Regions from separate parts of the Homo sapiens genome. Here regions 1, 2 and 4 are each linked to region 3. The links are chromatin contacts, found by Hi-C or POLR2A ChIA-PET in ENCODE. All regions are on one chromosome and are shown on one strand. The core of a region is the stretch at or near the end of the contact, and the rest is flanking DNA. Distances in the headings are between cores, read along the strand shown.

Region 1 (6,902 bases), core at 3,480-5,979, 290 kb before region 3:
TATCAAACAACCCAGTTTTCCTCTCTGGAAAGGGAGGCTTGACCAGTGCTTTTAGAATGTACACAATACAAAACCCACATCTCCAAAGTAACATACAGTATATTTACTCATAGGCTATGTAAACAAACACTGTACATATGAAGTTTTAGAAATATGTGAGAAATAACTTTTAACTGATGACAAATGTATATCAACAGTGATTTCAACTTTATAAAAGGTGTGTGTGCATGTAGAGAAGCATTGGAATTGTCTATGGGGAGAGTTGCTTTAAAAAGGCAGTTTTGTATACTTTTTTGTAAAGTTAATCACTGATTTGCCCCCCACCTCCACAGTTTATTATAAAAACTTTCAAACATACAGCCAGGTAGAAATAATTTTACAGTGAACATTTGTGTAACTACCACTGGATTCTACCATTAGCATCTTACTATATCACACATCTGTTCATCTATCCATTCCTCTATGTCAATCCATCGTATTTTTCATATATTTCAAAGTAAGTTGCAGACATCAGTACACCTCCCCCTAAATACTTCAGTATGCATTTCAATAACTAGAGTTCATTTTTGGTTTGCAATTTTTTTTTTCTTTTCAGGCAAAATCTACATACATTGCAATCCACAGATCTTAAATGTAATTTTCTAAGTTTTGACAGATGTATAAGCCTATGAATTGTGACATTTAAAAACCAGAACTGGGATTTTCTTTTTTCAAATCCTTGCTTACTCAATTGAAATTAGTGTGAGATGCCTTCTGCCCTGAGCAGTTTGTACAGCAGGCCTATGCCTACATGGGTGGGCAGGGCCAAGTTTCGTCCAATGTATGACGCTAGGATTGGGGCTAGGAACTAGGACTGTGTAGCTGGAGGCAAAGAATCTGGGAACATTTCTTCTTGTATCAGTGGTAGCCAGTGCAGGGAGAATCAGGGCAAAGGCTGGGCGCAGTGGCTCATGCCTGTAATTCCAGCACTTTGGGAGGCTTAGGTGGGTGGATCACCTGGGGTCAGGAGTTTGAGACCAGCCTGGCCAACATGGTGAAACCCTGTCTCTAGTAAAAATACAAAAAAATTAGCTGGGGGTGGTGGCGGGTCCTGTAATCCCAGCTACTTGGGAGGCTGAGGCAGGAGAATCGCTTGATTGCTTGAACCCAGGAGGTGGAGGTTGCAGTGAGCTGAAATGGCGCCATTGCACTCCAGCCTGGGCAATGAGTGAAACTCTGTCTTAAAAATATATATATATATATCGAGCAAAGGCTCCTACAACTCACCTTCTCAGGGTAAGGGGCTGTATGTCCAGTCTCTTAGATACAAAGTTCCAGTGAAAGACTCTTGGGGTTGGCCAGGCGCAGTGGTTCACCCCTGTAATCCCAGCATTTTGGGAGGCTGAGGCAGGCAGATCGCCTGAGGTCAGGAGTTCAAGACCAGCCTGGCCAACATGGTGAAACCCTGTCTCTACTAAAAATACAAAATTAGCCAGGCGTGGTGGCGCATGCCTGTAATCCCAGCTACTCGGGAGGCTGAGGCAGGAGAATCGCTTGAACCCGGGAGGCAGAGGTTGCAGTGAGCCGAGATCGTGCCATTGCACTCAAGCCTGGGCAACAAGAGCAAAAACTCCGTCTCAAAAAAAAGAAAAAAAAAACTCGGGTTTGAACAGTGTGGCCTGCAAAGGGACTTGGCTCTCATTTACTTCACCTTTCTATCTTATTGCCTTGCTTTATTTTCATTTCAGCATTTAGGAAATTTTCTTGTTCTTTTGTTTATTGTCTGTGTTCCTATCCAGAATGTAAGCTCCTGAGAGCAGAGGCCTCTTCTGTCCTCTTCTGTCTTATTCCCTGCTGTGTCCAGCACATGGTCTGCACTCAATAAGTATTTGTTGCGAGAATGACTCATTGTTCCATTTACTAGAAGGGGAAAGGAGGCCCCGAGAGGGGAAATGACTTGCCTAAAGAAACAGGAGTCCTTTCCCCCCATCCTCCAGCTCTCCTGATCCTCTCCTTTGCTCATAAACCCTGTGACTGTTGGGGCACCTGTGGGGTGGCTGCGAAATGCCTACCTGTAGGTATGTGCTCCTGTGGGTTGGGACTAATGCAGGACTAGGAGTAGGAGGGCTCTGCAGTCCCCCATTTGGGTAGGCTTGGGCACAGGAAACTGCCTCCTTTCCCTTCCTCAGTTCTCTTCTCTTCCAGGATAACCCTTTACTCTGTGATGATGATGGGCGAGGGAGCTCAGGACACTCTGGGAGCCAAGTAGGATGGAGGGCTGGGCAGGTCTCTACAGGCAGGCAGCTGAGGAGGGGGCTCTGTCTTCTTCCAATGGAAACAGCATCTGTGTGGTTGCTGAGCTGAACCCTCCTTCCCAGGGTCTCCAGGGTCTGTAGTTCTCCTTGGTCTGTAGTTCTGTCACCCCTGTGCACACCCCACAAATGCTTTGACCATAGTGCAGCTGTCTCATGGGGAGAGAAAGAACTTTCATTTCCTGAGAATGGGTTACTTGCCAAGCTGAACATGCCTAATTCTCAATACAGCCCTGGGAAGTTCCAGGAAGAGTTGCAGAGGGAGGCTCAGGTCACCCAGCACATGGTGGGGCTGGAAACCCCGGGCTCTTTGACTACCACGCCCAACAACAATTTTTCCAAGTGTGGTCATATCCAAAAGGGGTCCTTCAGATAATCTCAAAGATGAACACTTACTGCAATCACTATTTCAGTTATATTAAAAATATAAGTAGCATGTCAACCCCTTCTAGGGTAATACAAATAAAAAGTAAAAAAAAACTAATCAACAAAAAGAAACATATTAAGAAATAATAGTGTAAATTAGATATAAGGCAAAAGTAAGCTGGTGGGGTTTGGTTCTAGAGCATAGGGCTGCTATCCCAGCTACTGAGGTACCTCCTGCGTTTGCAGTCATTACTTGTTAGGGGTTTTCACACTTTGACTTCCTGCTTTTCACTTTTCCATTCGGTGTTGCGGGATAGATTGAGTTTGGACTTAAGGGGATATGTGAATGTTGGGCGTGGGGAAGGATCCACCCTCACTGGGGTCTGAGCGTTAGGAGAGTAGGCGTGTGGACTCTGGGCCTTTGGGCTGGAGTGTCTATTGGTCAGAGGTGTCGGGTTCGGCCATTTCACCCTCACCTCTAGGCTGGCCCTGCTGAGAGGGAGAGAGAGTCACAACTCCCACTCAAGGAGAGACTTCCCTGCTGGGGAGGGGACGGCCTGAGGCCCGCCCCACCCATATTCCCAGGCCCTGGCTCTGGTTAGCATGGACTAACTTATTCCACAATACGGAGGAGTGGGGCACAGAGTCCCTAACTGGCGCCCCAACAGAAGGCGGTGGTGGGGACCGGAGATGGTAGGACTGGAGATGGTAGGGGCTGCTGATGTGAGCCCACAATACGGAGGAGTGGGGCACAGAGTCCCTAACTGGCGCCCCAACAGAAGGCGGTGGTGGGGACCGGAGATGGTAGGACTGGAGATGGTGGGGGCTGCTGGGAGCCCCTTTTGCGCCGCAGTGTTTCCTGCCATGAAGAGTTGCCGCCGGTCACAACCCTTCCCCGGGGGCGCCCCGAATGTGGGACTCCTTCCGGCCTGGGGTGCGTGAGGGGGACTCAGGGGTTGCCCGGTCTGGAGGAGAGACTCGCCGCCACCTACCCCGGGAACCGCAGACTCTGGGTCTGGGATAAAGCGTCCCCTACCCGCAAGCTCGGTTTGTGCGCTACTGTGCAATCTGTCTTTTGCCTGCAGACGCCCAGCCGCTCGCCCTGCGCGGGTCTCGGAATGTCCAGGGGTCCCTACTGGGGATCACAACCCGGCGAAATGTCGCATTTGCCACCACCTATCTCGACTGCGTAATCGGCTTTCAGCCGCAGACGCTCAGGTCCTGCAGCACCCGCGGGGATCCGTGTAGGAACCTGCTGCCGCTGGATGGACTGAGCGATTGCTTCGCGGGTGTCACGCACCAGACGCCGTGCCGGGAGCGCCGGGAAGGGGGTACGCGCCCCAACCCCGGCCGGGGGAGGGCGCACTCTGGCTCCTCTCTGCGTTTTGAGCCTCCCCTCCCCCGCCAGGCGTATCGCAAAAGGCACCTCCATCGCAGAGCACCATGTGTTGTGCTTCTACTCAGCTCGGTGGCGAGCGGGGCCCCAGCATGCGCATCTGGAAAGCGGGGGAGATTACCCTGGAGCTCGGGTGGGGACGGCGTGGGCTGACTTGATATAAGACGACACCCACGGAGCCAGATCCGTTCTAGGGACTTGGCAGGTTCCTCTCCCTCCCCAGTGAGATCCGTCGTTCTTTGCAGCAATTAGGGGAGGGAAAAAAAAGACCCACAGTATCACGTTTGGAGAGGGTTAGGAAGATGGCTCTCGAGTTGCAGGCCGCCCTGGTGGCTAGACATTGGTGTAGTTTGTGCCTGGCCTCGGTTTCCTGATCTGTAAACTGGGAAGAAGGCCCAAGTCATGAGGCCTGTGACTGTAGAATGGCTGAAGGCACTGGTGCACTCGCAGCCGGTCCTTCCGGGGTCCAGCTTCCCGAAGGACTGGGCAGCCCCGGGGCGAACCCCTCTGGAGCTACCAGGAGAACGTGCGACCGGGTTCGGCGCCCCAGCCGGCAAGTGAGCGCCCAGCGGAGCGCAAGGGCGGGGCCCGCGCGGGCCGGAGACGCCCGTTCGCTGTCGGCCAACCAGCGCCTGTCTCTGAACAGCCAATGAACACGCGTCTTACAGCCAAGGCCGGGTCGGGAGCGAGGCTGCGGCGAGTGCGGCGCTGACAGAGACGCGCGCGCGCGCGATCGCGCTCGGACCCCGGCCGCTGCCGCCATCACTGTCGCCCGCCCAGTCGCCCCTCAGCCGCTTCCCCTCGCCATGGAGGCGAGGCCGCCGCCGCCGCCGCGGGGCTCGGAGCCGCGGGCCGGGCGGCGGCCCTGAGGGCTAGTGGCGGCCCGAAACGCCGCCGCGGAGCCGAGGCGGAGCCGCTGTCCTCGTCCCCAGCGGTCCCGCCCAACGCCCGACTCTGTGAGTGTTCGCGGCCGCTGCGCCCGGGTGGGCTCCGGAAGGGGGAGCGGCTCCCGGGGGCGGTGGGAGGGGTCCCGGGCCACAGCCCAGAGCCCGGAGCCCGAAGCCCTAAGCCATCTTTTCCGGGTAGAAGCCTGCGGGCGCCTGCAGGTTGATTGTGCATCCTTGCGGGTCCGTCGCGGGGAGGGGGTCCCCGGAAACGTGCCGGCCCGAGTGCCGACCCCTCGCGACTGCCCAGGAACTTTGCATGCGTCCTTCTGGGACCAGGCCAGGGCACTGCCAGAGTTGATTCTCAGAGAAGAAACTTAGAACGGCGAGAACAGAATTTGCTCAGGTCCATTTAATGGGAGGAAAGAGGAAAACTCTTGGCATGAGAAAATTTGCTTTTGCAGTGACCAACTTTTCTTTCCCTTCAAGTCCACCTCCCTCGGTCCCCCGGCCCGTCTCCCAGGCCCCTCTCCTTGCCGCCCTCTCCCAACTGTTGAGGCTGTTTAAGAAGGGAAATAAGGGCTGAGAGCTGCCCAGAATTCAGAATAGGCCAATTGAGAACGCAGGTCCCCTCCCTTTTTACTTTCGGTAAATAAAAAATTTTTTTTGAAAAAATTAGTTACTAATTATATCTCCTGAAGATTAAAAAAAAAAAATAGCAGAGCAGAGTCCTGTCTTGAGGGTTTCGTTTTTATTTTTGAGATCACTGATGATATTTGTAAGACAGGAAAAGAAGAATGTGCAAATCCACCCTCTGCAGGGTGAACGCCATCAGAAGCCTTTGCTCAGGAGAGGGATTCCGGCTCTAGAACCAGTCCACATCACCCTGGAGATGGCTTCGTTTGCCACCTGCTAGCTGTGCAGGCAGCCTGAGAAACAGAAGATGGTGGGCGAGAGGAGGACTGACTAGGAAAGGGCGAACATCTTCCTGCCTGGCCACTCCTTTCAGAAACAGATCTGATGCTGTCACTTGTTTACTTAAAAACTCCCTCGCTTTTCTTTTTCCCATGGGATGAATGAAGCCTAAAATGCCTTATCAGGTCATACAAAGCCCTTGACAATCTTGCCTCAATTTACTCCTTTACTTTTAGCCTAATCGGATCCTCCAATTCTCCTTCCCCTCATCCCGCTTGCTGGCTAGTATTCAGAGCTGCTTGACTGCCCCCTCACATGTTGGGATGTTTTTGTTTTATGTGATCCTCTTTCTTCCCCACCTTTACCTGCCAAGCTCCACTTTTTCTTTTAAAGTTCTTCTCATTTGAGAAGCTTCTTGCGGGCAGGAGCTGTGTCTTGCCCACCTTTCTATCTCCCGTGGTGGGAGAATCCTCCAAGTTGTCTTGTAGATTCTTTCCAATCTCTTCTCTCTTATGCCTAGGCTCTGTTTATTTCCCGGTATCCACTTCCCAAGAGATTTTTTCGTGTTTTGAAGGCCTGCTTGGAGTACATGCCCAGGACTTTTAGTATTTCTGATTCCCGGCTTCCCCATGTCCATCCCACCCAGCCCCCATAAGCAGTCAGCAGGTGGGAACTGGTAGGTCCCATATCCCACTGGCCTCCAAAAAACTGTCTCTGAAAGACTAAAAGCCCTTCAGTCTCTTTTCACCTCTGCCTGCTCAAAGTGACCTGGCTGATACCGTGCATTGTAAGGCATGGTGGGATCCCGGGGCCTGTTCTCTGTTTAGCCACTTAACATCTGGGTGAAATACAGAACCAGAAAAACCACCCCTCTGACTTCAGTACATTCATGTGTCTTCCCTTTGCCAGGTGAATTGCTTGGGATACAAAAGTGAGGAAGTCAGTCCTTAACCTTTGAGGAACTCAGAGTCTAATGTAGGACAGGTGGATATAAATACATCACAGGTGCTATAAGATTGTGATAATAATAATAGCTATTTTTTATTTGCC
Region 2 (7,475 bases), core at 3,180-5,679, 510 kb before region 3:
GTTTTGGATTTCAAATTCTTTTTCAGATTTTAGAATATTTGCATAATACTTACCAGGTTGAGCATCCCTAATTCGAAAATCCAAAATCTAGAACATATAAGGAGCTCAAACAACTCTTTAAGGAAAAAACATAATAATCCAATTTAAAAATAGGCAAAAGATCTGAATAGACATTTCTCAAAATAAGATATACAGGCCAGGCATGGTGGCTCATGCCTGTAATCCCATCACTTTAGGAGGCCGCGGCAGGCAGATCACCTGAGGTCAGGAGTTTGAGACCAGGTTGGCCAACATGGTAAACCCCGTCTCTACTAAAAATACAAAAATCAGCAGGGAGCGCTGGCTCACACTTTGGGAGGCTGAGGCAGGCAGATCACAAGGTCAGGAGTTTGAGACCAGCCTGGCCAACATGGTGAAACCTCTCTCTACTAAAAATGCAAAAATTAGCCAGACGTGGTGGCTCACGCCTGTAATCCCAACACTTAGGGAGGCCAAGGCGGGCGGATCACAAGGTCAGGAGATTGAGACCATCCTGGCTAACACGGAGAAACCCCATCTCTACTAAAAATACAAAAAATTAGCCGGATGCGGTGGCGGTCGCCTGTAGTCTCAGCTACTCGGGAGGCTGAGGCAGGAGAATGGCGTGAACCTGGGAGGCGGAGCTTGCAGTGAGCCAAGATTGCGCCACTGCACTCCAGCCTGGGCGACAGGGCGAGACTCCGTCTCAAATAATAATAATAATAATAATAATAATAATAATAATAATAATAAAATAAAATAAAATAAAATAAAAATACAAAAATTAGCCAGGTGTGGTGCCAGACGCCTGTAATCCCAGCTACTCAGAAGGCTGAACCAGGAAGTGGAGCTTGCAGTGAGCCGAGATCACGCCACTGCACTCCAGCCTGGGCAACAGAGCGAGACTCCATCTCAAAAAAAAAAAGAAAAGAAAACGTGGTATGTATACACAATGGAGTACTATTCAGCCATAAAAAATAAGATCCTGGCCAGGCACAGTGGCTCACACCTGTAATCCCGATACTTTGAGAGACCGAGGCAGGTGGATCACCTGAGGTCAGGAGTTCGAGACCAGCCTGGCCAACATGGTAAAACCCCGTCTCTACCAATAATACAAAAATTAGCTGGGTGTGGTGGCACACACCTGTAATCCCAGCATTTGGGGAGGCAGAGGAGAGCAGGATAGCTCAAGCCCAGGAGTTTGAGATCAGCCTGGGCAACATGGCAAAACCCTATCTCTACAAAAAAATTAGTCAGGCATGGGGGTGTACACCAGTAGTCCCAGCTACTTGGGAGGCTGAGGCAGGATGATCACTTGAGCCCAGGAAATCAAGGTTGCAATGAGCAAAGATTGTGCCACTGCATTCCAACCTGGGCTACAGGAGACCCTGTCCCAAAAAAGAAAAAAATGAGGTTTCAGTAGCTTCTATGCAAGGTGATAACTGCAGAGAACTGAGACTCAACTGAAAATAGGTGATAAAACATTTTGTTGTGCTATTTATTAATTAAAGGACAAAAGAGCAAGATGAAAGACCACTAATATTTTTTGAGCTCCCACTACATGCCAGGTACACCATTGTCACACCTGGCCCACAGGAGATCTTCAATAAATGTTTGTTAAAGGGATGAATGAAACCCCAACCTTCATTCTGCAAAGGAAATGAAAGCTCAGGAAGATTCAGTGATTAAGATCACATTGTAAGTACTGGCAGAGCTGGGGCTTGAACCCACGTGAGCTGACCGATTCAAATTTACTGCTGCTTAACAACTCACCCTTACATTTAGTGGCTGAAAACCGCAATGTACTATTTGTCACAATCAGGGTAGACAAGATGCAGATGGTGGTTCTGCTGGTCTTGTTTGGGGCCTTACATGGCTGCACTGAGATGGTGACAGGGGCTGGGACACACAGGATGGCTTCACCCACACGTCTATCTTGGCCATTTGTGGAAACTAACTACCATAGGTGGTATTTCATGACCCTGTAAGCACCCACAAATTGCACCTGGTTGGATATTCTGCCTTAGAAAGATCATTCTGGCAGTAGAAAGTGCCTTGAAGGGGAAACCAAAGGTTTTGTAAAAAGTCTACTTTGGTGGTGAAGACCTGAGCCTAGACAGGAGCAGTGCACCCAGCAAACAGTCCAAGCGGAAGGCAAAGATGGTCTACTCCACCACAGGTTGCAGAGATGCCCCCTGGATAACTGGATAACAGTGTCAAGGATAACAGGAGTCCTGTGTTATCCCACTAGAGTCAGACTACAAGTATCAGGGTGAGATATTTTATTGAAGGGATGGAGATGAGAAAACCGAAGGAAACCTTTTAATGTTCATACCACATCCATATCTGATCACAAGCATTGGTTATCTCACCAGCAGAAGCACTTTTCTTCAGCCATCTCTGTAAGTCAGCAAACTACTTCATGACAGCTCCTTTGTAACCAGAGGACCCAAATTTTTCCAGAGTACGACTGGTTACCTTTTGGCTCATTGATTGACCCTCAGGTTTTTTATATTCTGATTTAACACACAAAAGTGTGTTCATATAGTTACATATATATGTATATATGAAAAATATTTGTGTACATATTTCTATATATGTATGTAGAGCTGAGACAAAAGTTTTACAATGAACAGCACCTTACTCTAAGCAACACACTCTTATTTCTATTCGCTTTAATCCTTTTTCTTTTTTTTTTTTTTTTTTTTTTTTTTGACAGAGCCTTGCTCTGTTGCCCAGGCTAGAGTGCAGCCTCTGCCTCCCGGGTTCAAGCGATTCTCCTTCCTCAGCCTCCCGAGTAGCTGGGATTACAGACATGCTCCACCACGTCCAGCTAATTTTTTTATTTTTTGGTAGAGACGGGGTTTCACCATGTTGGCCAGGCTGGTCTCGAACTCCTGATCTTAAGTGATCCGCCTGCCTCGGCCTCCTAAAGTGCTGGATTATAGCCCACCCAATCCTATTTTTTTAAATGCTGTCCATTAATGCATTCTGACTTCTTGCTTGAAAACCCCTGGTTTAGTGGATAAGCACCTGTAACTCCAGGAAGATTCAGGATTAAGGGCAGAAATAATGAAGTAAATTGAAGTATTAGCATTAGTATTTTCCATTACATTTTGGAATCGTCTATTTTGATGTATTCACGACGGTTAAAATAATTTAACATGCTAATGTATGGATTAACTTGGCAATTCCATTTTAAAATATTAAATGGAATAACGATTCTGACTCGTAAGTAGACATGTGTAACAGAATTCAACCACATCTGTAAACCATATTGAAATTATGAGAGTAAGATTTACCAACCACATTTAGGTTTGACATATTAGATTTGTGAGTGAACTATGTACTTGGATTTTGTCAAGTAACTCAATCGCTTAACAAAATAACAATTAAATGTATAAATGCAGTTTATAGCTATACATTATTTTTAAAAATCCCCTTCGAATGACTCTTTAAAACATACCAGGGGATACGCTACTTAAGTATAACTAGGTTTTGGATTTATAACGTTAATATTAATTATTAAAGCAAAACTCATTTCTAAAGAGTCGCCTGAGTGCCCAAAAGACGCCCTCAAGGACAGGGAAGCAGCTGCGATTCACTCAGCGATCACCAGCGCCCAGAATTCAGGGCCGCCCAAGCGGAGGAGCAACACGTGGCCCAGCAAAAGGAGCTGGGTCCCGTGCAGCACAGCAACAAGAAACTGGCCTAGGAAGACGCTGGAGCGTCTTTCTTTCGCACGTTACTGCCTGCTACAGTCATTTAAAAAAAAAAAACCAAAAACAAAAAAAAGAAATAAATTAATAGTACGAAGAAAACTGCGCGAGCTACATTCCCAGCAGGGTCTGCGCCAGAGCGCGCCAGGCACCGCTCCCGTTACGGGTGGGAGGAAAGGATGCACCGCCCACCCGGCGCCGGGGAGGCTCGTCCCCGAGTAGGGGACGGGAACGCCTGGGTCCCGGGGACGTGGGGCGCAGGGTCTGGGGCCCGAGGCCACGGACGAAGCGGGAAGCCGGCTAGGCAGCGGTCTCTGTCTGGGATGGACGCCGCGCCCCACGCGGACCTCCCGCCCCGACTTCACCCAGCTCTGCTGCCCGTAACTCATATGACAAGAACATCAGGAACCGGACTATTACCCCGAAAGGGCCTTCCCAAGTCGTTTCGCCGCCTGCAGTGCCCGACCGGGGGCCGCGCGTCCCCGGCAACCACGCCCGCCCGCGCAGCTGCAGAGGCCGGAAAAGGCCCGCTCGCCCGCGCTCGGCACCACCCAGCCCGCGCTCCGGGCGATACCACCCTGGGCGGCCCCTCCAAAGGCCGGAGATGGTGTCGTCCCCGGCCTCCGATTGGTCGGGGGGGCGGGGGCGTGGCCTCTGGAGCCTGGTTCCGCGCGCCGGAGCGCGCTAGCCGCATTGCGAGCCGAACCCGGGAGCTGGCGCCATGGTGAGGAGTGGTTGCGGGGCGCGGGCGACGCGACGGTGGGGGTTTCGGCCTGCGTTCGGGCCGCAGACAGGGCCTGGGCCTGGGCCTGGGCCTGCGCCTGCGCCTGCGCCTGCCCTGGGAACGGGTTCCGGCAGACGCTGAGGTTGCGTTGACGCTCGCGCCCCGGCTCCCGTTCCAGGTGCTGTTGCACGTGCTGTTTGAGCACGCGGTCGGCTACGCGCTGCTGGCGCTGAAGGAAGTGGAGGAGATCAGTCTGCTGCAGCCGCAGGTGGGTGAGATCCGTGGGCTCCTTTGGCGGCCCCGCAGACCCTCATCGCGCGGGTCCCAGCATGCACAGCGCGCTCCCACGTGGCCGGCCGAGCGGTTCGGGGCGGGGGGACGGGCCTGGAAAGCTCTAGATCCGGGGGTCTTTACCTTGACCCATGGGTAGAATCGCTCTAGCAATTAGAAATAAGCCTCCCGGACGCCGCCCCCGAACGATTAAAGCAGAAGCTGGGATGTGGGGCCCAGGTATCAGCATATTTTAAGAGCTTCCAAGGCTGAGAACCGCTGCTTGACTGCGCCGCAGAGGCAGGAGGGAGGGAAGGAAACCACTTAGCCTCTTTCTCCCCCCAGGTGGAGGAGTCTGTGCTCAACCTGGGCAAATTCCACAGCATCGTTCGTCTGGTGGCCTTTTGTCCCTTTGCCTCATCCCAGGTTGCCTTGGAAAATGCCAACGCCGTGTCTGAAGGTAAGTCGGCCACCGCCAAGTGTCACAGAGAGATGTGGTTCCTTTCGGTATCCTCTCGGGCAGCTTGTGATAGTATTTGCCGTCCTTGGCTGGCTCTGAGTCTGATAGGCGTGAGGCAGTATTTGAGCCATACAATGTGTAATTTGAAATAATTGTCTTCACAGAGCTCAAGGTCTGGGAACTGTGCTAGACCAAACTGTTTAAGCAGACGATGTGGAATGTGTGTTAACGTTTCCTTGTGGGCACTGTAGTGACAAACTATTTTTTATTTTTATTTTTTTTGAGATGGAGTCTGTCCCCCAGGCTGGAGTGCAGTGGCAAGATCTGGGCTCACTGCAACCTCTGCCTCCCTGGTTCAGGCGATTCTCCTGCCTCAGCCTCCCGAGTAACTGGGATTACAGGCCTGTGCCAGCCACCACACCCGGCTAATTTTGTATTTTTGGTAGAGACGGGGTTTCACCATGTTGGCCAGGCTAGTCTCCATCTCCTGACCTCGTGATCCGCCCGCCTCGACCTCCCAAGGTGCTGAGGTTGCAGGCGCGAGCGACGGTGCCCGGCCGACAAAGGGGGGTTTCTTAAAGGGGGTCGGCTTAACACCTACTTGTGCCTGAGGTTTTGCCTAAACACAATCAAGTGTCTGGTTCTCTGCTTTCTGTTCGATTGGAAAGGGCAGTTGGGTAAACACAGGCTGAGAAAAAAAGGTTTGGTTCCAGAAGGCAAATTCTACGAAATACTCGAGGGTGTGTTACAAGCTATTATTTATTGCCCACTTGTGCTATCAGACCTGAATGCAGTTGTTCCCATGGCTGGGCCAGGCTTTGCAGTGATGACTTGCGAATCAAATCTGTCAATCCCCTGAGTGCAATCACTGATGTCTCCATGTCTCTGAGCAATGCCTGATGGGGAGGGATCTAGGTATGCCATCCCAGCGTGCTCGGTGGGACCAGGGTAGTCAGCTGAGGGATGTTAGAGTTGATCGTCCTTCAGCCTGTTAGTGGGAACTGTGTTCTTTCCCCTGAGGGGTTGTTCATGAGGACCTCCGCCTGCTCTTGGAGACCCACCTGCCGTCCAAAAAGAAGAAAGTACTCTTGGGAGTTGGGGATCCCAAGATTGGTGCCGCAATACAGGAGGAGTTAGGGTACAACTGCCAGACTGGAGGAGTCATAGCTGAGATCCTGCGAGGTGAGACCATCATCTGTTATATTCCTGTTATCCTGGACATTTTGGGGGAGGAGGTTCTGGAAACTTGGTTGCTTGTTGTGATTTCTGGGAAGGCCTTCAGGCTGGGCTGGTGCCCGTGGGTGCGGGAGCTAGCTCAGAGCCCCTTGTTGCTCACCGTCTTGCCCTCTTCTTAGGAGTTCGTCTGCACTTCCACAATCTGGTGAAGGGTCTGACCGATCTGTCAGCTTGTAAAGCACAGCTGGGGCTGGGACACAGCTATTCCCGTGCCAAAGTTAAGTTTAATGTGAACCGGGTGGACAATATGATCATCCAGTCCATTAGCCTCCTGGACCAGCTGGATAAGGACATCAATACCTTCTCTATGCGTGTCAGGTAAAGTGCAGGGGCCACCCATAATACTGGAGCCTTTGGTCTGTAGTTCAGTTAATTTTGAGTCTTGATGAGGACTGACCATCCTGTGGGTAGAACCATGTGGGCTGGGGCTGGGTGTAGGCCTCCTGGTGCTTACCACAGGCTGTGTTCTTACACTGACTGTATAGAAAGAGGAGGTAGAGTAAACCTACCCCATATACACCTCAGCTCAGGCCCTGTGCCTGGTCTGTATTGTGAATGGGGGAACATAGAATTGAGGAAGATTTGGATCTTTGTCCCATTTCCTCCAGGCAGAGTAGGTGTGGAGAAGGCAAGGCTGTAGCTCTATGGTTTTTGATGAAGCAGCTGGGCCAGGGAGTGACTGTGGCTCTTTGCAGGGAGTGGTACGGGTATCACTTTCCGGAGCTGGTGAAGATCATCAACGACAATGCCACATACTGCCGTCTTGCCCAGTTTATTGGAAACCGAAGGGAACTGAATGAGGACAAGCTGGAGAAGCTGGAGGAGCTGACAATGGATGGGGCCAAGGCTAAGGCTATTCTGGATGCCTCACGGTCCTCCATGGGTCAGTGCAGAGCCTGGCAACCTGCATAAGGTATGGGGCTCTAAATAGCTGGCCTCTTGCATTCACACTTGGTTTTTCCTAGGCATGGACATATCTGCCATTGACTTGATAAACATCGAGAGCTTCTCCAGTCGTGTGGTGTCTTTATCTGAATACCGCCAGAGC
Region 3 (7,197 bases), core at 1,326-3,825:
GTCTACCAGTACTGCGAAGGTGAAGCACTAGTGCAAAGGTGTTTAGGTCAAGTTCAGTGTCACTCGCAGGTCTAAGCCAAACTAAAATTATTCAGTCTAGCAATCCATCCCTTCCTTTTTGTTCTAGACTCCATGCTGATAGGAGAAAAACAGCACATCACAAACATTTGTGAAACTTTTTCAGCTACACAGCCCTTCCGCTTCTCTTTTAAGACTCTGCTATTCCTCTATCAGAATGGCAAGAAGGATGTGGGTAGATATAGTATGACTAAGCCCTGTAGATGATTCTGTTAGAGCTACTGCTTTTAAAGGGTTTCATAAAACCCTGTCTTTAGAAAACCTCTCCATATAACAACAGGCAGTAGGCACTCATGTCCTCTCAGCCCATCTAAATGGGGCTTCTAGAGGAATTACAAAATCCAGGCAGGTAAAGAGAAGTAGCTGCATGCACACAGTCGTCATAAGAGAAAATTCCCAAATAAATGGTCCAAGTACCTATAACTGTTAGCTCAATAAACACTTGGTTTTATCTGCTTTTACAATTTGCAAGGCTGTATAGAGGCTGTATAGTACATACTTCAGACAAATAAAGAAGGAGTTTCAGAATTCTTTTGTTTTTTTTTTCAGACAGGGTCTCGCTCTGTTGTTCAGTCTGGAGGGCAGTGGTGCAATCTCCGCTCACTGCATCCTCGACCACTGCCCCCCACCTCTCACCCCGGCAACCTCCCGGGCGAGGATCGCTCAAGGATCTCAAACGATCCTCCCACCTCAGCCTCCTAAGTAGCTTGGACTACAAGCCCACCACCACGCCTGGCTACATTTTGTTTTTTTGTGTGTTTTTTTTGTTTTTTGTTTTTTTCGTAGAGACAGAGTTTCCCTATGTTGCCCCCAGGTTGGTCTCGAACTCCTGGGCTCAAGTAATCCTTCCACTTCGGCCTCCCAAAGTGCTGGGATTACAGGCATGAGCCACCGCACCTGACCTTAGAATTATTTTATATCAAAGTTGACTTATTCACATGATGAATGGCAAGGCCTTATTAGGGACTAAAAAAATAAACCAATGGATGGGGAAGAAAATCATACTGACTAATAAACATTAGACCTGCATAACTGCCAAAGGCCTCACTTTTTAAGTTATGTTATGCAGCACAGAGTCTTCAGATTTTATTTACTTATTTATTTATTTATTTATTCATTTATTTGAGACGGACTCTCGCTCTCTCGCCCAGGCTGGAGTGCAGTGGCGCGATCTCGGCTCACTGCACACTCCGCCTCCCGGGGTTCACGCCACGCTCCTGCCTCAGCCTCCAGAGTAGCTGGGACTACAGGCGCCCGCCACCACGCCCAGCTATTTTTTTGTATTTTTAGTAGAGACGGGGTTTCACCATATTAGCCAAGATGGTCTCGATCTCCTGACCTCGTGATCCGCCCGCCTTGACCTCCCAAAGTGCTGGGATTACAGGCGTGAGCCACTGTGTCCGGCCCAGATTTTATTTTAGTCTACCAGGTAGTAGCAAACTATCCAAGGACTTGCCCAGGACCATTCAGGTCAGTGAGCTACAGAATCTAGTTCTGGAAAGGCAGCCATTCTTACTATTCACAAAGTGTAGAAAACGTGAATTCAGATTCCAGCAGCAACAAATGACTGGAGCACAAAACGCCAGCCACAGTTGGTGCTAACGCAGCTGGCTATCAGCTCCACAGGATGAAGCACTGTCCAAGGGTCTGATCAGTGAAGCATCACCCAAGACTGATGAACACAGCTGATATGAGGGGACCCAAAGTTCCCTGAGTCAAGACAGAAGAGCTGTGTCACGGTTTGCACAGAAAGAGAAAGAGCAACTATTCTTACCCACGGAAAGAAAAAGGGAGAAGGCCATCAATACTACCCTTAGGCTTGTGCAACGAGAAACTGCTAAAAATGGGGGGAAGGTATATATCCTATCATACTGATGTTTACCGAAGACTCCGCATCCCAAATGCTAAGCAACATACTGTAGGGCCTTGCTACTCAGTGTGTGGTCTGCGTGCCAGAGGCTTCAGCCTCGTCTGGAATCTAGTTAGGAACACAGTTATCTCAGAACCCACCCCAGTCCTACAGAATCAGAATCTCTAAGCGATTCGCAGGCACATCAAAGTGTGATGAGAGGCGCGGCAGAATATCTGACTACATTCTCTTAACAGCACCGTGAGACAAGTACTGTTACGATCTCCATTTCACAGAGGAAAAAAAATCAAGGGTCAGATAAGCCCCCTGCCAAAGATCACAAACTCAGGAGCGGCGAGAGTCACTGAAGTTCTCACCACAGCCAGGCCTGCGAGAGGCACTGGCAACCCAGGCCAAGAGCTGAACAAGGCCTCGATGCGCTCCAGCTCTGGGCCGGCCGGGAGGACAGGAGGCACAGGCCAAGGCCCAGGACGGTCGTGAACGCGGAAAGAGGCCGCCGCGACCTCCTCCCCGGCCGCCGCCACTCACCTGATCCTCCCGAAGGTGGGCGCCGCAACACCAAACCGGGGACGCCGCGGGCGGCGGCGACACAGATACTGGCTCCTCCGGCGACTCCGAGCCTCACAGCCCCACTTCCGGCCAACTGCCCGCTACTTCCGCCTGCTGCGCGAGTGACGGATGCGGCCGAGGCTCAAAAGACTCTGTCAGCGTTTCCCAAGGACATTTTCCACTGGAGGACGTTGTTGAGGAGGCAGGGGGAGTCTAGGACCTGCAGAGGGAAAACACCTTCCTGGATGGATCGCTCTGGAAGTCATTAAGCAGCTTAGTCCCGGCGCGGTGGCTCACGCCTGTAATCCCAGTACTTTGGGAGGCCAAGGCGGGCGGATCACCTGAGTTCAGGAGTTCGAGACCAGCCTGGCTAACGTGGTGAAACCCCCGTCTCTACTAAAAATACAAAAATTAGCCGGGCGTGGTGGCGCACGCCTATAATCCAGCTATTCAGGAAGCGGAAGCAGGAGAGTCGCTTGAACCCGGGAGGCGGAGGTTGCAGTGAGCCGATATCTCGCCACTGTACTCCAGTCTGGGCACCCCTGTACTCCAGCTCTGGGACACAGAGCGAGACTCCATCTAAAAAAAAAAAAAAAAAAAAAAAAGTAAGTAGCTTAGACACATGTTCAAATCTGAGGACCACCACTCAGGGTTTTATGGCCTTGGAGAAGTCACATAAATTCATTCTTGTTATATTATTATTATTATTTTCATAGAGACGGGGATGGCAGTGTCTTCCTATGTTGCCCAGGCTAGTCTCGAACTCCTGGGCTCATGCAATACTGCCGCCTCAGCCTCCGAAAGTACTGGGATTACAGGTATGAGCCATCGCACCCGGCCCACATAAATTCTCTAAGCCTGTACAGTGAGAAAAACAATACATTTTTTTTTTTTTTGAGACAAAGTCTTGCCCCATTGCCCAGGCTGGGGTGCAATGGTGCAATCATGGCTCACTGCAGCCTCAACCTCCTGGGTTCAAGTGATCCTCCTGCCTCAGCCTCCTGAGTAGCTAAGACCACAGGCATGCACCACCACACCTGTCTAATTTTAACAATGCATTGGTCGGGTGTGGTGGCTCACACCTGTAATCCCCGGTGTTGGAGACCGGCCTGGCCAACATGGTGAAACCTCGTCTCTACTAAAAATACAAAAAAAAATTAGCGGGGCATGGTGGCGTGCACCTGTAACCCCAGCTACTTGGGAGGCTAAGGCAGGAGAATCACTTGAACGCAGGAGGTAGAGGTTGCAGTGAGCCGAGATTGCACCACTGCACTCCAGCCGGGGCAACAGTGAGACTCCATCTTTTTTTTTTTTTAATGCATTTATAATAGAGATGTATCTGTAAAGTGCTCTCAGGAAAAGAGCTAGTGACATGATGGATAGATGAGCCTGCTGAGAGAAATGGATGTGGAGCTGGGGCTTAGCGAGGCCAGAGCTATGGAGCATGAGCCAGGGTGATTCTCCACCACCCTAAGAAGGAGGGCTGGGTCCTACTGGGTACATATATTGACACAGCTGTCAGTATAGGTACCTAGACAAGAAAGAGACTCTACTAAACCTCTACCTATCAGAAAGTCCTGGCCCCAGGCTGCCATTCCTGAGGGCACTTGAGATCTGCTGATCAGGGTCTTCATATCTTGTCAATGCCTTGGCTCTAAGGGGTGTGAAGGAGAGCTGAGAAATCATGCTCCCTCCAGGGCCTATCTTGTAGGGAAGACAAAATCAATGTAGGAAGAACACGTCCCTGCCAGGAGGGGCAAGCCTGACATCCCAACTCCTGAGCTCTGGAGACAGCGCTGTTTGAATATCTGGAGCCCCAGACCACAGACACCACTGCTTAGGGAGGGTTCTCTCCCTCAGGCCAGACCAGGGCAAACACTATTCATTGTTATGACTCTGTCCTTGCCAGTAGAACCCAGAGAAAGCAGAGAGCCTGCCCCCAAGGAATGAACCATGTTTGTTCCTAGGCAGCCATGACAATCCTGTTTCTCTTTGTAATACTCAAATTCCCATTCTCCCTTGAAGTGGGAGGAGCATGTGGCTCAGTTCTGGCCAACAGGACTTAAAGGGAAGGGTCCTGGGAGGGCTCTGGGAAAGCTTTTACTTTTCATGATAAAGTAGGGCCGCCTCAATGTCTTCATGGAGCTGTGGCAGCCACTTTGTGGTAAGGAGGGAACAACATGCCAAGGATGGAACAGTGGGAGGATGAAAATCTAGGTCCCCGAGGATCCAACAACCATGACACCACCTCCGGATTTCTTGTCAGGTTGGGGAAAAATAAACCACTCTTTGAGGTCCTTTGATTACTTACAGCAGAGTGCATTCTTGATTGTGTGCTTTGAGAGGATGACAGAGGAACTGTTGTAAAGGGAAGCTCTCTGCTGTGCAGCACGCTTGGGTCCCTTTTGCCTTTGGGGCTTCGCCATTAATTGCAAACCTGTTCCCAGTCTTCACTTCTATCCATTCAGCCCGCAAACATCTACCAGTTGCTGTAAGGTGGCTTAGGCGACTGCAGGCTGCATCTAGCTGTCCTGCGTCACCTGTTTTCTGGCTAGCAGCTTAGTGTCCAGATTCTGAGCTGGAGCCAGCTTTTAACCCCTTTGGCAACAGTCTGAGCTGAAGAGAAAGCCCCACTGGGCATATACATGGCACCACGACTCTTCCCGGGCAACGTGGCAGAACTTGGGCTTTGGGCCAACCTCCTAGCACGGCCCAGTGAGCACCTCCAGTCTCATGCCTCCTCTGGGAAATCTGTTTACTCCAGCTTTGCCCCCATCCCCCACCCGGGCCTCACCTCCCGCACCTGCAAAGACACAAGCAGGCCAAAGAATACCACTCAAGAGGCTTTTTCCGTTTTATTTCTTTGGGAAAGGAAAACAAAAAGTCTTTCCATCACATATGGTAGAGATATATATTTATATATATTTATATATAATTTCTTTTGTGGTTGGACGTCCCAAAGCTGAGTCTGTTCATATTTTTTTCTATTTTTTTCTTACTAATGCCTTCTCTTCTCCCTGCCCCTGTGGCCTAGGCCCAGGTTCTAGGGCAGGTACAGTGAGGGGTGAATGGAATGGGCAGTGGTCGCCAGGATGGCCTCCCACCCAGCTCAGAGACCTGGTGAGGACCACCCAGAAGGGCTGTGCAGAGGGTTAGAGGCCACACAGAGGGGCACTCATGTTTTTGTGGGGGATGCACAGCTCATTAAACAGTCACCAGTCATGGGAGGAGGCTGGTCAGGGGCTAGGGGACTTGCTCACAGTAGTTGCCAGCTCTCTCCACCTTGCCCCCCAAAACTCAGTCTTGGGGGTGGGAGGAAGAGAGTGAAAAAGAGAGAGATATAAGGGCTGAGGGCCAAGCCTCCTCCAATTTTTATTGCTGGTGAATTAGAAATTTGCTTTTCCCTTCCTGTCTTGGGGAGATAGACTCTGAGAGGGCCCCAAGAGAAGCAGCTGACATTGGCTGACCTAACCCCTCATGCCAGGCCTACCCTGGGCAGGTGCTGAGCCACCTCAGGGCGCCAGGAACCTCTCAGGTCAGCCTTGTTCTTCAAGGGCAATCACATCCAACTCTCCCCCCGCCCCCAAAACAAGGGCCTCCGGCTCAGACTTGGGCCAGTGGAGCTGGGAAGTGGGCAGTGCACCAAAGGTCAAGCGGAATTTTCTATTGGAAGAAAAGGTGAGACTTTGGGGAAGAGACTGCCTAGGAAGATGATGTGCTGAGCATGAAAGCAGAAAGAGGCTGGGGGAATAGAGTGCGGGAAGACATCGCAGACACTCGTCTGACCTCAGAAACTGGGCGAGGAGAGTGCCTGAGAGGCAGGTAGCACTTAATAGCTGTGTTAGAGCCGGACAGTGGTCCTGGGTGTGGGGTCAGCCAAGCAGATGGGGCTGTTGCCCTGCGGGATCCTGGCCAGAAGGGTGAGGGTAGAGCCGAGAAGCCGTCAGGCAACGCTTCCCAAGAACAGGAGGACAGATCTTCCCTGGGTGCTGGACTTCCAGCCCCAGTCCTCCCCTCCCGCAACACACACACAGGGACACACACTCACAACCAGGCCAGGCTCTGAGGCCTGAGTCCAAGAGATCTTGTTGGGGGAGGGGCTGGGCAGGTAGCCCTCTCAGCCAAAGGCAGGCCATCTGCTCCCACTTGTCCTGCCAATCTGCCCAGGGAGGGAGAGCACTGTAGGAGGGAGAGAGGTCTGGAGCCCAGGCTCTGTCAGTTTCAGCAAACCTGGTGCAGGCCCCCTCAGGCTCCATGGCCTAGGAGGTGAGCACAGAGAGCATCACTAGACACAGGGTGGCCAACAGTAGCAGCCCAGGCCTCCAGAAGGACTGGGGCACCTTATGGCACTGCACGTCTGCTGCCTCCATCTCCAACAAGGGGGTGCCGAGAAAGGGAGCATGACTCCCCCACCACCTAGGATTGCCCCCACTCACCCTGCCCTCCTCCTATTCCCTCCTTTTAGGGGGGTCCAAGTGGGCTGCCACGGGGGCAGTGCTGGAGCTAGGAGGGCAGGTGGGGAGGGAGGAACCTGGTCACAGCTGCTTAGAGAACCTCTTTGGTCTGGGGTTATGGGGTCTATGGGGAAGAGAGATGGAGGGGAGGGGACACTGGGGACTCTGGCCTTTTGACAGGACATGTGTCAAAATGCCGAGTGCCCAGGTCGATCAGATTTCTGTGGACTCAATGCGCTCGAGGCG
Region 4 (7,140 bases), core at 2,525-5,024, 320 kb before region 3:
TTTCCGCCATAGCCCCTCTTTCCTGCCAATCCAAAGCATGAGCATCGTTCTGTCTCCCTCACAGCTGCCACTGTGCCCTCAGTTTTAATCTCTCTGCTGGGTACCAATGACTGCAAATCTACTCTGTATTTCCAAAGAACCTCAAATCAATCTGCTGTGACCAAACTCACCAACTCATCCTTCCACCCCAAATCAACTCTCCCTTTTCATGGCCCTAACTTCTGTAGCTCCAAATTGGATTTCAAAGGCCTAAGCCATCAAAACTAGCCTTACAACCTTCAGGGCATCCCATCATTTGCTGGGGATCAATTATTACATCTAAACAAGAAAATGGGGATGTTTAACCAAAATCTGTATTCACCTCCCTGATGCTCCAACTCCTGGCTACCAAGTGTTACAGGTCTGTCTCTATGATATTCCTGGACTCTCTGTGCCCCCACATCCTCTTGTGCTGCCATAATCGGCCTTCTAACATGACTCGTGCCTCCCATTCAACAAATACAATTCTGTTGATACTGTGTACAGGGAAATTGTGCTAGACACTGGGGCTGAAAGGGGTGAGTCGTCAACAAGTGCAGCAGGAAACTTGCCCTTTAAGGACACGATGCAGGGGAGAAGCAGCCATGGAGACAATCAGCCATGGTGCCCTCTTTGTGTGCATGCAGGGACTAGGGTGTTGACATGGAAACAGAGGTTCTGCAGCAGAGTGTTACAGTTGAGATGTGATGGGGAGCAGTGCCTCAAAACAAGGGGGAGTGGGGCCCTCAGAAGCCTCCACCAAAGGCCCAGAGATGGGGCCCGAGGAGAGCTACACCAAGCTGCACCAGTCACAGTGGGACTCTGAGGCTGAACTAAGAAGCCTATGGAACACTGTCCATTGAGCCCAAGTCCATAAGGCTGGCCTTCCCGATGCAACATCCCTGTTCCACACCCTGCCAGTTGACTGTACCCCCACCCCCCAGCTGTGGGCTTCTTTGCTTCTGCCACACTGCCTGGATGGCCCTTCCTCCCTGTCTTTCCACTCCTCACACCCATGCCCCATTTCTTTCCTGTTAATCTGTTGGGTAGGACCCTTGCAACATGCTGCCTTATGTGGTCAATACTTGTACAAGCTCCTTCAAGCACACAGAAATGACTACACAGCCAGACTGTAGAAAACTGGAACTTGGACAAGAATATTGCTCCGATGATCTAACCCTCCTCAGGGGTTGAGGAAGGTGCATGCAGAAGCCACAGGAGTCCTTCAAGGGACCTCTACTTCCCTTGAGTGGCTGTGTCCCATTCTGTTTCTGAGCCCTGTCCTCTGAGGGCCCCAGTGCATCACTACCCCCCCACTTATGGTAGGGCTCACCAGGGGGATAGCCACGCTTGGGCAGCTCCACGCCCCAGGCGTCAGCCACATGGGTCAGAAGCAGGTGTGAGAGGTGGCGGTGTGCATGCTGGTCCCAGTGGACACCATCCCGATGACGGTGCTGTACTGCATGCCGGAAGTGAAAGTGGAGGTCTAGGACATCAAAGCAGTGGTCCCCGGCCAGCGTAGCACTGTAGAAGTTCCCTTCAACCACATCCCGCCGCAGGGAGCCTGCCAGGGGCTGGAGCTAAGTGAGAAAGTGCAGCCTCTAAGAGCCACAGAACGCAGCAGGGTCTGAAAGCAGGGTGTCCTATCTACCAGTCTGCTATCCCATCTCTTGTCCTGATGGGCCTCAGTCACTTGCCTCTGGCAGGAGGAAACCCCCAGTGATACGTTCCCCGAGGGGCATCGCCATGTTCCACACCAGCAGGCAGGAGTCTGGCAATACTTGGTCCATGCGCACAAACACCCGCTCCAGGTTCTCCCGGTAGCTCTCCATTGAGCAGCGACCATATCTGTTGGATAACACACAGGGTGGGCAAGAGCACAAGGGTGGACTGCCTCAGCCGTACTTCCAGCCCCAACCAGTATTCCCCTTTCCCTCGCCCCAACCTGGAGAGATCCCAGAGGCAGGAGTTGATGATCACCAGGTCCGGGGCAGGTCCATATGTCAGCTCTTCCAGAACATCCTCAAGGTACTCGGAGTAAACACGAGTGAGGAAGTAGAAGCGCACAAGGTGGTGGCCAGAGCCCGAGCAGAACTGGCGGACCTCACGATACTGTGTCCCGTTGTGCAGCTCGCCCAGCTGGCCCCCAGCCACCAGCTGGTCCTGTTCAAAGCTCAGCTCCCCCTACCCACCCCCCCCACCCTACTGGTCAGACCCATGCCAGGGAGGAGAACCCTGCCAGGCCAGGGTCTGTGCCCACCCACCACTGACATGGCCACCAAGCTTCCCTCACCTTGGCTTTCAGCTGGGCAGCTGTGAGCAGTGAGTCTTTCTGGAGCAAGAGCACCAGGTCCTTGTACACAGCCCTCTGAACTGGGAGGAGACAGAGATCCCAAGGCTGAGGCAGACCTCAGCCTGCCCCAGCTCCTTCCAAGTCCAGGACCCCATTTTCCCAGGGCTGAGGTGCCCGACACCAGCTCTGTGGTTGACTTAGACGCAGGAGAAAAGATGAGGTTAAAAAGTCCTGGCATTGCCTCTGTTCTGTGTGCCTCCTGGCCAGCAGTATACAGTGACCCAAGATCACCTGGCAGAAATTAAGTCGGCCAAGTCACCCAGGAGACACACTACACAATGCAACGCTTTCGTGATGGAAATTATGGGGAGCTGTCAGGGCGAGAAATGCTGAGCAAGGATGGGCTAAAAAGTGCACAGGTTATTACACCTGTCAGGACTCCTGTGGAAGATGTGTGGGACATAAAAAGAGAAAACCTACTGGACGGAACAGACCAGAAGACAGACAAGAGATGTGAGATGGAAACAAATGGTCCAGACACACTGAACGGGCTGCAAGGTGTGGGACTGGAAGCGTCACCCTAGAAGAGGCACTCACTGGAGTCCCCCAAGATGACCACGAACTTGTTGTGTAGCAGCTGCTGGACTTCCGAGGCCTGGAAGTGGACCATGTCGCTTCGCAGCGGGCGGCGCGGCTCCTCGCTCGACAGACAGAAGACCATGCCGCCACCAGCAACGACAGGCTGCAGGGAGAGGCCACTAAGCAGCGCGATGGTGGGGACTCTGGGCAGGTCAGCCTCAGGGCTAGCCCCTCCGGGGCTGCTCAATGCTAAAGGGAGGAGGTGACGGCAGCAGAGCCATGGTGGCGCCAGCCTTGGTCACACTTGGTACCAGAGGCAGGGGGTCGTCCAGCCAGCAGGCCTCCAGGGCACTGGGGAGCTTCCCGCGCGGCGCCGCCCTGCGCCTCGCCACGTGCCCGCCGCCGTCCCGCGCATGCGCGCACCCGCTCGCGCCAATTACCAAGTCCCGGGGCTCCGCGGTGTTCACCCGCGACCCGGGTATGCCTGCGCACCGCGCGCCTGGCCCGCAGCGGGCTCCTAGCCAAGCCTCATGTTCCCGCGCCCCAGTCGGCCAGTCGGTTCTGCAAAGCTCCCGCCCCGCAGAGACCGTGGGTCCAGGTTAGCCGTCGGTGCACAGCCCAGCGCCCAGCGCTCTCCATGCGAGCGTCGCTGTGGCCCCGACGGCGCCTCAGGCCTCGGCGCCTCGGGCTGCGACGCTCACAGCTTCCACTTCCGTTCACCCATGTCCCGCCCTGAGCGACCCCCAGTGCCCGAAGGGAAAGCAAGGCGATGGAGGTGGCCGCCACAGGGCGCAGGAGCCAGGGCTGGGCCCACTTGGCGGGCGCGAAGCCCAGGTACGGGCTGGGGTCTCGGGGCGGCAGCCAAGTGAGGCTGCCCACAGTGGTGATGGCCGCGGCGGCGGCCTCGCCACGTGACCCGGACGGGCGGAAGCGGAAGTGCCGGCCTGGAGCCCGCTCTAGGTGGGTGTCCCCTCGGTGCTTCCCAGCTGCCGTCTGCACCAGCCATGGACTGCTACACGGCGAACTGGAACCCACTCGGGGACTCTGCCTTTTACCGGTGAGCTGCCCCGCCCTCCCGCCCACGGCCTGGCTTACCCTGCTCGCCCGCCGGCTGGAGTCTCCCGGCGGCGTTCGCCCCTGTCACTACTGGCGCTGGGGTCCGCCCCGCGCCGGCTCTCCCCGAGCGTCTGCCACTTAGCGCACAGCCGCCTTTGGGCAGGGAGCCGGGCCTTCCCCTGCTCCAGAAAAGGAAACTGAGGCAAGCACAGTGGTCACCCCGAAGCCCAGGTCTGTTAGCCTCCGGAAAGATGCTCAGATCTCGCTGAGGGAGGCAGCTCGCGGGTGACAGCGAGTGCCCAGTCTCCTGCCGGAAAGTGCTGCTGAAGTCAGACCACAGGGGCGCTCCGAGGGGGGCGGGATCGCACGGCGGGCGGGGTAACAGTGCTGACCAAGGCTGGGAAAAGGGGGCGAGTCGTCCGTGAATCCCGGAACAGCGGAAGTGGGAACCCCTGGGTTAGGGCAGCCCGCCCATGGGAGTTGTAGAGTCCTAAACCACGGATTTTTCTAAAGTGTAAACCCGTTACATCGTTACCCAGATTAGGATTTTCCCATAGCTTCCCTAATAGGAAAAACTACGAACTTCTCGTGGAACGTCTATCTGTAAGGCAGCCCGTTTGTCTCTCCAACCTCATCTACCGCTCTCCTACCCAAATCTTGCGTTCCAGCTGCGCAGAATTACAAGGCCCTAACCAGTCTGCAGTTTCTGTGGATACTGCCATTTCTCTCTTTATCTCACTGAAGAATTTTGCGCATCCTTCAGGACTTAGTAGTTCAAGGGTTCTTTCTGGAACTGTGCCTGATTCTCCCCCAATAGAATCCTGTGGGCCTCACTGGGCCCAGTGCTAGGGTCTTTTAGGTATGGTCTATTTGTATATTTAGGCGACATTTGTATAGGTTTCTTCTGCTAAACCAGGCTCCTTCAGGGCTGAAAGCATTTTTTTTTTTTTTGACAGAGTCTTCCTCTGTTGCCCAGGCTGGAGTGCAGGGGCACTCGGCTCACTGCAACCTCCGCCTCCCGGGTTCAAGGGATTCTCCTGCCTCAGCCTCCCGAGTGGCTGAGACTGCAGGCCCCTGTCACCACGCCCGGCTAATTTTTGTATTTTTTGCTAGAGGTGAGGTTTCACCATGGTGGCCAGGCTGGTCTTGAACTTCTGACCTTAAGCAATCTATCCACCTTGGCCTCCCAAAGTACTGGGATTACAGGCGTGAACCACTGAGCCCGGCCAAAAGCATGTTTCTTGCTTCTCTTTATCACCAGTGCATATTTAGAACAGTGCTTGCTATGTAATAATTGCCCATTAAAGTTTTTTAAAAATATTTTACTGGGCCGAGCTTTGTGGCATGTTCCTATAGTCCCAGGTACTGGAGAGGCTGAGTTAGGAGGATCACTGGAGCCCAGAAGTTTGAGGGTGTAGGGACCGATGTTAGAACCTGTGAATAACCACTGCACTCCAGCCTGGGCAACATAGCATACTCCCTCTGAAAAATTAAAAATATTATTTTAGGCCAGGCGCAGTGGCTCATGCCTGTAATCCCAGCACTTTGGGAGGCCAAGGTGGGTGAATCACCTGAGGCCAGGAGTTTGAGACCAGCCTAACCAACATGGTCAAACCCTGTCTCTACAAAAATTAGCCAGGCATAATGGCAGGTGCTTGTAATCCCAGCTACTTGGGAGGCTGAGGCAGGAGAATCGCTTGAACCTGGGAGGCGGAGGTTGCAGTGAGCCAAGATAGCGTCATTGCATTCTAGTCCAGGCAACAGAGTGAGACTCCGTCTATATATAGATATATCTATCTATATCTATCTATAGATAGATAGATATAGATAGATATATAGATGTATCTATATATATATAGATACATCTAGATGTATCTATATATAGATAGACATATGGATGTATCTATCTATAGATACATATAGATGTATCTATCTATAGATAGACATATAGATGTATCTATCTATAGATAGACATATAGATGTATCTATCTATAGATAGACATATAGATGTATCTATCGATAGATAGATGTATCTATCGATAGATAGATAGATGTATCTATCGATAGATAGATAGATATATGTTATGGATTGCAAGTAAAGATCACAAAGACATTGCATGGGGGTCTTACTTAAATAGAAGACATTTGTTTGTGCTAATGAAACTGTATACCATTCTCACTGACATATTAAAACTTTTAAATGTAATTTTTGGTACCTAATGTGATATACTTCCTAGATGGACAAGTGCCCTGTGGCAGTTTTTAGAGACCTGTTGCATTTGTTGTTTATTTATAATTCTCTCTTAGAAATATGCCTGTGCAATTGGCCGAGCGTGGTGGCTCACGCCTGTAATCCCAGCACTTTGGGAGGCTGAGGCAGGCAGATCACGAGGTCAAGAGTTCGAGATCAGCCTGGCCAACATGATGAAACCCCGTCTCTACTAGAAATACAAAAATTTGCCGGGCGTGGTGGCACACACCTATAATCCCAGCTACTCGGGAAGCTGAGGCAGGAGAATTGCTTGAACCTGGGAGGCGGAGGTTGCGGTGAGCCAAGATCGCACCACTGTACTCCAGCCTGGGCAACAGAGCAAGACTCCATCTTGGGGAAAAAAAAAAAAGAAAAGAAATATGCCTGTGCAGTATGAAAAAATTGCAAAAACTTCATTAAAAATCCATAAATGCAGTAGGAAATGATTTCAACTTGTTTCTGTGGAGAAGGAATTTCAGCTGACCAAGGTAGCCATGTCATTTAGTATTTACACACCAGCTAGTTGATACAACATTCACTTTTAAAATATCAACTTTACTTGTATTATTTTGAAGATACCTGTTGCCTACCCAGGCTTATTAAATCAAAGAGTACTGCAGACATTGACCTCATTACCACAGAGCTCTTATTTGTCAGATGTAGTCTTTGCTTTGTTGACATGTTAATAAGGTTTTAAAAGAATGTATGTGTTGGGTGCATGCCACAGACACAATCTGAATGATTAATCTACTCTTACCTGTGCTGTACTGCCAGAAAGGATTAGGGGTCTAAGGCTTGCTGGGGAGGATATTTATGTTTTAAGTTGCTAACAGCTATTGAGCCTTTCTTATGTACTAAACATGCTAAGTACTTTATGTGTTTTAACTTGCTTAAGCCTTACAATCCCATGAGGTAGGTACCATCTTACTGATGAGGAAGCCGA

The links. Hi-C counts contacts between places; a loop is a spot of excess contacts on that map. ChIA-PET counts read pairs that join two places held with the same protein, here RNA polymerase II (POLR2A). Pooled maps may share reads with other maps.
Region 1: a loop to region 3 is called in a map of naive thymus-derived CD4-positive, alpha-beta T cell, with 2.7 times the contacts of the local background. The contact joins the promoter of PTPRA here to the promoter of FASTKD5 in region 3. A Hi-C loop is called at or near these places in 1 of 168 maps with a recorded cell type or tissue (naive thymus-derived CD4-positive, alpha-beta T cell), 5 of 37 single-sample maps with no recorded cell type and 13 of 50 pooled maps. POLR2A ChIA-PET finds 5 or more read pairs at or near these places in 3 of 52 experiments (H1, activated CD4-positive, alpha-beta T cell and activated naive CD4-positive, alpha-beta T cell).
Region 2: a map of CD8-positive, alpha-beta T cell shows a loop between it and region 3 (9-fold over the local background). The contact joins the promoter of NOP56 here to the promoter of FASTKD5 in region 3. A Hi-C loop is called at or near these places in 2 of 168 maps with a recorded cell type or tissue (both CD8-positive, alpha-beta T cell), 4 of 37 single-sample maps with no recorded cell type and 9 of 50 pooled maps. POLR2A ChIA-PET finds 5 or more read pairs at or near these places in 2 of 52 experiments (Caco-2 and T-cell).
Region 4: a map with no recorded cell type shows a loop between it and region 3 (4-fold over the local background). The contact joins the promoter of PCED1A here to the promoter of FASTKD5 in region 3. A Hi-C loop is called at or near these places in 1 of 37 single-sample maps with no recorded cell type and 5 of 50 pooled maps. POLR2A ChIA-PET finds 5 or more read pairs at or near these places in 2 of 52 experiments (activated B cell and activated CD4-positive, alpha-beta memory T cell).

Annotation. Positions count from the first base shown.
Region 1 is chr20:2,868,752-2,875,653 of GRCh38, forward strand. It overlaps PTPRA (protein tyrosine phosphatase receptor type A), which reads left to right and starts at 4,730. Exons shown (of 24, transcript NM_001385305.1): 1 at 4,730-5,009. RefSeq lists enhancers at 2,846-3,477, 3,478-4,107, 4,108-4,739, 4,740-5,369 and silencers at 3,854-3,993, 4,614-4,683, 4,864-4,913, 4,924-5,203.
Region 2 is chr20:2,648,203-2,655,677 of GRCh38, forward strand. It overlaps NOP56 (NOP56 ribonucleoprotein), which reads left to right and starts at 4,430. Exons shown (of 12, transcript NM_006392.4): 1 at 4,430-4,461; 2 at 4,640-4,729; 3 at 5,077-5,191; 4 at 6,212-6,373; 5 at 6,547-6,745; 6 at 7,123-7,310; 7 at 7,393-7,475. The coding sequence starts at 4,459. It overlaps MIR1292 (microRNA 1292), which reads left to right and starts at 4,575; the gene lies at 4,575-4,640. It overlaps LOC105372505 (a long non-coding RNA gene), which reads right to left and starts at 4,262. Exons shown (of 5, transcript XR_007067502.1): 1 at 4,158-4,262. SNORD110 (small nucleolar RNA, C/D box 110) reads left to right here and starts at 6,010; the gene lies at 6,010-6,084. It also overlaps SNORA51. RefSeq lists a silencer at 3,914-4,553 and enhancers at 5,054-5,143, 7,258-7,475.
Region 3 is chr20:3,157,290-3,164,486 of GRCh38, forward strand. FASTKD5 (FAST kinase domains 5) reads right to left here and starts at 2,576. Exons shown (of 2, transcript NM_021826.5): 1 at 2,477-2,576. It overlaps UBOX5 (U-box domain containing 5), which reads right to left and starts at 2,576. Exons shown (of 5, transcript NM_014948.4): 1 at 2,477-2,576. LZTS3 (leucine zipper tumor suppressor family member 3) reads right to left here. Exons shown (of 5, transcript NM_001365618.1): 5 at 5,328-7,197. The coding sequence ends at 7,165.
Region 4 is chr20:2,836,881-2,844,020 of GRCh38, forward strand. It overlaps PCED1A (PC-esterase domain containing 1A), which reads right to left and starts at 3,775. Exons shown (of 8, transcript NM_022760.6): 1 at 3,331-3,775; 2 at 2,909-3,053; 3 at 2,312-2,391; 4 at 1,964-2,202; 5 at 1,716-1,866; 6 at 1,352-1,598. The coding sequence starts at 3,032. It overlaps VPS16 (VPS16 core subunit of CORVET and HOPS complexes), which reads left to right and starts at 3,865. Exons shown (of 24, transcript NM_022575.4): 1 at 3,865-3,947. The coding sequence starts at 3,895. RefSeq lists enhancers at 1,301-1,600, 3,077-3,608, 4,142-4,673.